Regions from separate parts of the Mus musculus genome. Here regions 1 and 2 are each linked to region 3. The links are chromatin loops, found by intact Hi-C in ENCODE. Cell type or tissue: left cerebral cortex. All regions are shown on one strand.

Evidence for each region. Hi-C counts contacts between places; a loop is a spot of excess contacts. Peaks named below come from ENCODE experiments on the same cell type or tissue, not always from the same donor. Only the 100,000 strongest peaks of a DNase experiment are listed, where the experiment ranks them.
Region 1: it touches region 3 in a loop (2.9-fold over the local background); 2 of 42 quality-filtered maps call a loop at or near these places.
Region 2: a loop joins it to region 3, with 2.3 times the contacts of the local background. A loop is called at or near these places in 2 of 42 quality-filtered maps.

What each region holds. Positions count from the first base shown.
Region 1 is chr17:78,823,516-78,826,015 of GRCm38, forward strand. Heatr5b (HEAT repeat containing 5B) reads right to left here. Exons shown (of 36, transcript NM_001081179.1): 8 at 981-1,230. Among named protein-coding and RNA genes, the nearest start is that of Heatr5b, 11 kb to the right of the region's middle. In left cerebral cortex, no CTCF peak of the experiment used is centred here; no DNase peak of the experiment used is centred here.
Region 2 is chr17:78,935,582-78,938,081 of GRCm38, forward strand. Cebpz (CCAAT/enhancer binding protein zeta) reads right to left here and starts at 1,489. Exons shown (of 16, transcript NM_001024806.2): 1 at 1,294-1,489; 2 at 1-486. The coding sequence starts at 1,449. Ndufaf7 (NADH:ubiquinone oxidoreductase complex assembly factor 7) reads left to right here and starts at 1,554. Exons shown (of 10, transcript NM_028611.3): 1 at 1,554-1,620; 2 at 1,910-2,073. The coding sequence starts at 1,584. In left cerebral cortex, no CTCF peak of the experiment used is centred here; a DNase peak (open chromatin) is centred at 1,545; H3K4me3 peaks cover 1,924 bases; H3K27ac peaks cover 1,468 bases.
Region 3 is chr17:78,663,850-78,666,349 of GRCm38, forward strand. It overlaps Strn (striatin, calmodulin binding protein), which reads right to left. Exons shown (of 18, transcript NM_011500.3): 11 at 770-945. Among named protein-coding and RNA genes, the nearest start is that of Strn, 71 kb to the right of the region's middle. In left cerebral cortex, no CTCF peak of the experiment used is centred here; a DNase peak (open chromatin) is centred at 1,318.

The sequences.
Region 1 (2,500 bases), 160 kb after region 3:
GCTCCTTTCTGACCAGGGTTTCTTTCCTGGGCTTCAGGTGAGGATAAAGTTCCAGTCTGAATGTCCTATAGCCCAGGAACATAACTACGTAGATGCAGTCACGTCTCCACAGGGAAACAGCTAAGAGAGGGGATATTGAGTGTTTCCAGCAGAGGTGGTTCGCTTTTGATGTGGTGAACAAACCAAATACCCTGATCTGAACATGACATGTTGTAATAAGCACTAAAATGTCACATTAGATCTCCAAATAAAAACAAGTTTATGGGTCAAATACAATTTTATCTAAAATATTATTTCTTTAAATTATGAATTATTGACTTTTCGCAATGTGTCCTATAAGCGGTTATAGTTATCTGTAACTATTACTTTCTACGTCTTCATATTAGGCCTATTAGAAAAGAGAAAGAAAAACAGGAAAAAATATATATTTACATAATAAGAGGCTTCAAGCAGGAAAATTTCATCAGATTATCCCACAAAAATAAAAATACACCAGTGCATTCTGGGAGACTTAAAAGCAGCACAGGCACTAGAAAAAACCCAAACCCAAACCTTACCCACGTGCCGCTCAGTTTTAAAGCTTTGTTTCAATGCAATTATATGCTGCTTTAATATTTTTTAAAAATCACTCAGTAAAACTGACATAAGGAGTTGGAACAATGGCTCAGAGGCCAAGAGCACTGGCTGCCCTCTGGGTCTGTGCCAGCACACACATGATGGTTCACAGGCATCTGTGACTCAGAAGTAGAGGTTTCTGAAGCCCCTCTCCTGACCACCACAGGCACCAGGCATGCACATGATACACATGAGAGGAAAATTACAAGTTTGAAGCTAGCCTGGGACACAGTGAGACCCCCCTCCCCCAACCCGAAACAGAAAGGAAGGGAGGAAGAGAGGCGGGAGGGAAAGAAGATAGGGAGAACTAAATTAAATGTCTAGGGTCAGCAGCAGCGCGTGTTACGACACCAGGTCTCACTTACCCACAGCTTTCATCTGCTTTCCGATTGCCTGGCAGATCTCCTTGGCAGCTGCTATCTGGGCTTTCTCACCTAACAGACTGCCCACGGTAGCTCTCAGCATGAAGGACACACATCGCCTGGAGTACACAGCGTCCACGTGTGTTTGTGTTGCTCGAGGATGGGAAACCAGATCAAGTACGTGGGACAAGAATGTGGCAAAGCTACGCTCCAGCCACTGGCCACCCAGAGTTGTCACAAAGACAACATAGGCCTAGGAAACACATTAAGACACAGCTTTAGGTACCTCTGGGTGGACGGAAAGCAGCACAGAAAACGACAGCCAAACAGCGATGGAAGCAAACACAACAAGTTAGACCTGAGATTAAACAGCAGAGATGAACTTCACATCTTTTTACGACTTCTACCAAAGGAATTACTGGTAGAATGTTTGAATGAGACAATTCTTTTCGTTTGTTTTTGTTCATTTGCAATCAGAGTCTCATGGAACCTTTGCTGGCCTGGAACTCACTATGTAGGCCAGGCTTGAACTCACAAAGAACTGCCTGCCTCTACTAGGATTAAAGGCACGTGCTATTATGCCTGGCTTGAATACAAAATTATTGAAAAGAGCCAGGCATTGTATTGCGTGCCTGCGATCTCAGCCTTCAGGGCAATCACCTCAAGTCCAAGGGCAGCCTGGGCAACAGAGTGAAAGACTCTATCTAAAAATCAAAGTCAAAACACCGTAAGAGTCTCGAGGACAAGCCACTCATGAAGAAGTAAAGAGACCGGGCTAAGGTGGACAGCAGAGCTAAACTCAGTCAGGATCAGCAAAGTAACAACTTATGGAATGGAAGTTACCATTGCAAATAGATACTAAGAGCTGCAGCATTCTTGCCAGAGTTCCTGAGATAAGCAGATGGCTTCCACTGTACATTTTGTGTCAGGGACAAGATACCTTCATGGTGACACTGACTAAGACCATGAGCCATGCAAACTTACTAGATGGTATCAGATCTGTAAATATTAGTTATTATTTTGAAATTATAAATCCAAGTCATATTTGATTTTATAATTCATTACAGATTAGTCACTGACAAATCCAATAAGAGGCATAAATCAATCAAATCACAAGGTCTATGGAATCTAAGTTAGTCTAAATGTCTAAACTAGTAATGTCTAAATTTAGTTCTAAACAAAACTGTCTTACTTTATTATTTTTTAAAGGATTATATTGTATCTAGTTTCACTTTTATTATTTCATGTTTATGTTTTTTTGAGTAAAGTCTCCATGATGGGACTTAGGCTGGCTTTGAACTAAAGATCCCCCTGTCTCAGCCTGTGGCCTACACTACCATGCTAGGCAAAGCCTACTTTATAACTTATTTGTTGTGAAATAAAATTTGAGAATATTTTTTAGATATTTATGTACATATAGTAAAAATAGACATTTATACATCAAGAATTTAACTCTCAGACCAGGATATAGCTCAGTGGTAGGGTATTTGCTTGCCTAGTATGTATAAGGCCCTAATATCAGT
Region 2 (2,500 bases), 270 kb after region 3:
CTCATACAGCTTCTGGGCCAGGGCTTTGTACTTGGACACGACATCTGGAGGCTGCAGCTCCAAGGAATACTCACCGCTGTACTCCATGTCGTACCACTTGCCTCCAGGCCTGAGTAACATTGTTTGTCTCTCTAGAAATTCAAACACATCGGGTTGTTTATCTTTCTTTGCTTTGGAGACGGGACAGCTCTCAGGACGCTGTTCTGGTACAGTCTTATTTTTCACCTTCTTTTCCGATGTCTTTTTTCCTTCTGTTGCTTTTTGTTTTTTATTCTCCACCTTCAGTAGTTTTGCTTCTTTTTTGCTGGTGTTTTCCTTTTTCTCTGGTTCATCTTCTTCAATCAAAGACTTTGAGTATTTGGCCAAATTCAGATTCTGAATAAATGACTCCAGTTCACCTTGTTGAAGGTCGTCAATGGTTCCCTTTTTGCCCCCATCCACCACTTCCTCATTTTCATCCAAAGTAGCCAGCATAAGGTAATCTTGCTGTAGAAACACATTAAAAAAAAAAAAAAAAGGCCGTATTACAAACCCAGAAATTCAGTAAGAACTTCATTTTTAAAAACCATCACATATGAATTATTACACTATTATCTGGCAAACTCACAGATATCCAACAGGAAAATGTGCCAAAGATAGGTACACAATAGGGAAAAGGCTTTTGAAGAACCTTCTTCAAGATATGAAAAGATTCTCAAGCTGACAGTCACAAAATCCAGTGAAAATCGCAATGATCTAGGCACTCGTAATGCATCAGGTGAGCAAGGTTAAAGGTTTATCTGAGTGGGCAGGGGATGGCTCAGTGGGTCAAGTCTATGCCAAGGAGCCTGGTGATTTAGGTCCGATCCTCGGAAGTCACATAAAAGAGAGAATCGATTCCAAAGTTGTCCTCTGACTTCCACACGAGTGTACCAACAAACATACAACACTCCTTCCAATAATAGAAAGTACTTTATGAGGTAGTGTAGGGAGGAAGAGGCACTTTCATAAAAGGCTAATGTAAACTGGCAGGTTCTTTTAGCGACTTCAATCCAACCTTTTAACCTAGCAGATGTAGATTACACATACGGTCGTGTTCAAAACATTTGCCCACGTGGTTAGAATCCGATCGCCTACATTTTAACGAGGCATAAACCCAGGAGAAAACATGCAAGCCGAACTGTTTTTTTTCCCACTGAAGCGCGGTAACAGTAAATGCGTGGGAAGCTCTCAGAGCAGGTCGGAGGCTGGGCTGCGGGTCCCACCTTCCCGGCAGCCGTGAGCATCCCCTTCCCCAGAGCCTGCGGCCCTTACCTTTGTGCCTCCGAGGCGTAACACCTCCTCCAGGGAGAAGCCATTCTTGCCCTCATCGCCATCCTCCTCGTCTTCCTCATCCGGATCTTCTGTCACCTGTTTGGGACGCCAGGGCTGCTTGGCAAGGAACGCCACAGGTTCCTGGTCGGCCGACATGGCGGGCTGGACACGCGAGTGCAGCCCGGAGCTTACTTCCGCTTTACGGTGACGCACTTCCTATTGCGAGGGCGATTCAGGAAATACCGTTTAAACCCCGCCTCCGGGGCGGAGCCTGGCCTCGGGGTGTAGGAATGAATGCTTTGGTGAGACGCTGCGTGGCCCGCGCGGGTGAGAGTCCCCTTGCAGGATCCTGTTTCCATGGAAACCGTATGGCGCGGCTCCTTGGTCCCTCCGTTGCTCACCTGGGGCTGGAGCAGGAAGCTGGTCCACAGAGAGGCTTAGCTGTGTGGAGGGGCTTGTAGTCATGGGTTCGGTGCATGCCTTGCCTCCATCGGGTCCTGACGTTGGGGCGAAGTTAGTGATGAACGAGGCATCCTTACAAGCTTTAGGCTGCTTGCTGCGCGTGTAAATGAAATGGAGATATCTAATGCGGGCGGTGCTTAATCGTGCTTTTCAGGCCTTCCCTGTATTTGGAGAGGGAAATGCTACAGCTCCGGGAATGAGCCGGCAGAAAGCAACCAGGTGACACCGATGCTGCGGCATCTTATGTACAAAATAAAGTCTACAGGTCCCATCACTGTGGCCGAGTACATGAAGGAGGTTTTGACTAACCCAGCCAAGGTAAACGTAGGGGGAGCGTGAACCACCCAGTGTGTGTACACAGAGGAGCCCGAAGGCCTCTAGAGCCATCAGGTGTTGAGCCACCGCCGAAGTCCTTGGAATATAGTCTTATCTGTCATTTGCGTTAAAGGGCAGTGCCAAAAAAGAGGTCATGACAAATTCCTGCGGAGTTTAGGTGACAGAATGTAATTTAATTTTCCTGAGTTAAAGGAATGCTGATTTTCTAACCGGGGTTGTGGATTTCTGCTGTTTGTATAAGGGAAACGCTGTATGTATGAGGTTGACCTTGAACTTGCAGCATCTTCTTATTTACCCTCCTGAGTGCTGGGATTCTAGGTGGTCTTCACCTGCCTGGCTAAAAGAAAGCTTTGAGTCTTTCTTGAAGGTTAAGCATTATGGTAAAACTTGGGATATGAAGTTAAGACAA
Region 3 (2,500 bases):
GCAGAGGCACAGCACCCGAAGGGAATGACCTCTGCTGACCCCATCCGGTGTGCTCAGGCTGCAGCCAGCACTGTCCTGCATGGCACACAGAACCAATGCTACTGGAGTCTTTTAAAGAGGGCAGCGGATTTCTTCTACATGTAGTACACCTTCCGCGACGTCCTGCGGCACAGTGCACTGTACCCTTGTGCCTGTCACAGCAGAGGATCCCTGCTGGTGGGCGCTGGTTCTGATGACGAAGGGTGAACTCCGGAAGGACCTAGTCAAGTACCTGGTCTACCTCGGGGCCAATGAAACACTTTAAGAAACTCATGCCTGCTGTCACGCAGACGGCACCAAGCCAAGACAGAACACCTAAACATGCACACCGGCGTCCTCCGGGTCAGGCAACCGCAAGTGTGGAAAACTCGCTGCCAGCACAGAAAAGTACCTAAGCACTTCTTCACTTTGTAAATCTAAACCGCAAATGATGGGCCAGACTGAGGTCAAAGGTTTGATAAGTCTAAGTGTTCCTACTTATGTCTCTTCACGTTAACAGGGATCTTCATTACAGACAGAGGCCCCACAAATAAGACAGCCTCGTGAAATACTTCTGCGTAAGGAGAACACGTGGGAACCACCAGGTAAAAATTCTTTTCCTCAACGTCAGACCTAACATTAGACTTATATAACAATTATAGACTTATAACAATTACTTTTAAAATAAATCTTTTCCTGTTGATAAATAATTTAAAATCTTTAAAAAAAAGTGCAAGTAGAATATTCTCACTTTTTGGCTGGGGCTGTTTTCTGTAGATTCCACATTTTCAGCGTATGGTCCTCTGAGGCTGTTATTAACACAGGCTCAATGGGGTGGAAAGCAAGGGCTCGGATGCCATCAAAGTGACTCCTTAATGTAAACTTAGGGTTCCACGTCTTCCTCAAGGCATCTTTGTTATTCGCTATCTATAAAGAAACAAAAGATCGGGCTGAGACGGCTGATTGGCTATTAAACTAGTACATGGTGTAGTTCTCAAAATAATACACTTCTAAAGTAAACAACCAAACAGATTAGCCAAATTAGCAACATGTGGCAGCAGTTCTCATGGGAGAAATGGGAAACAATCAGAGAACAGTCAGTGTAATTCAATCTAAAATGTGGGTAACTCCAAACAGTTCTCTGCCACTGCTAGCTTGGATCCCGAATGTCTCCACGGCCCAGGTGTGAAGGCTTGTTCAGAGGGGAGGGGCTTTAGCAGATGGACACTAGACTAGACAGCAGGAGACAGCGGAAGCCGGCCGCCTCCTTTCTCTGCTTCCCTAACACCATAAAGCAAGCAGCTGCTTCGACACAGCCTCACCACAATCCCAACCAGACATGGACTGAAACGCAAGTAAGCCTTCTGCCTACCACGCACTTATCTCAGATTGTTATGTCACAGTGACAGTGACAGACTGAATAGTTATTAGAACTAACTCAACTCAAACTGAAAGACAGAAGTGTGACTGGGATAGGAAAAACTGAGTTTTCTCTCTTTACGCCTGTGTTCTGGCTAGTTTTATGTCAACTGTGTCAACTGCTAGAGTCATTTTGGAAGAGGGAACCTCAGTAGAGAAAATGCTCCCAGCAGCTTGGTCTGTGGGCCAGTGTGAGGCATTTTTTGATGGATGACTGGTGTGTGAGTCCAGCTCACTGTGGGCAATGCAATCCTAGGCTGGGGGTGCTGTGCGCTTTAAGAGAGCAGGCGTGTAAGCCAGTGCTCTTCCATGGCCTCTGCTCTGATTCCTGCACTGACTTCCATCGACCATGGACTGTAATGTGCAACTGTAAATGGAATAAACTCTTTTCTACCCAAGATGCTTTGGGTTATGGTATTTCATCTCAGCAATGCAGCCCCAAACTAAGACTCAGCTCATTGAAACGCCGATCACAGTTTTTGAACCTCATACTTTCTTCACCAAGATGGAAACAAGCTGGATATAGAACATGTTAAAATGGCTGAGCATGGTGTCACACACCTGGCAATTCCAGCACCCAGAGCTGAGGAGGAAGAATTAGAATCCAGAGTGATCACTGAGCTACGCCCCTGCTGCTATTCCTCTTTCCACACGCAATCAAGTGTGGACCGAGATGCCACGTGAAGACAGCATGCAGGGCACTTTGTGGTAAAACATTAAAAAGAGCCTGGTCGCCCCCAGGTTAAGTGAGAACCCAGGCAATGGTAGCATCTTGACGGCAGCTACGTAAGACCCGCAGCAAGGACTACACCCAGTCTCTGGGTGAAGGGAGATTAGAAGCTGATGCTTTTAAAACATATTTTCTTCTATTAAAAAGTTTTTTCCATAATATACTGACTACAGTTTCCCTGTACCAATTCCCCCAGGGCCTCCCCACTTCCCCTTCTATCGGAACCCCATCCTTTCTCTCTCATGAGAAAACGGACATCCAAAGAATACCATAAAAAAAAAACACGGAAAAAGAAGCAAAGAAAAAGAACAAGAAACACATGTGGACACAAGA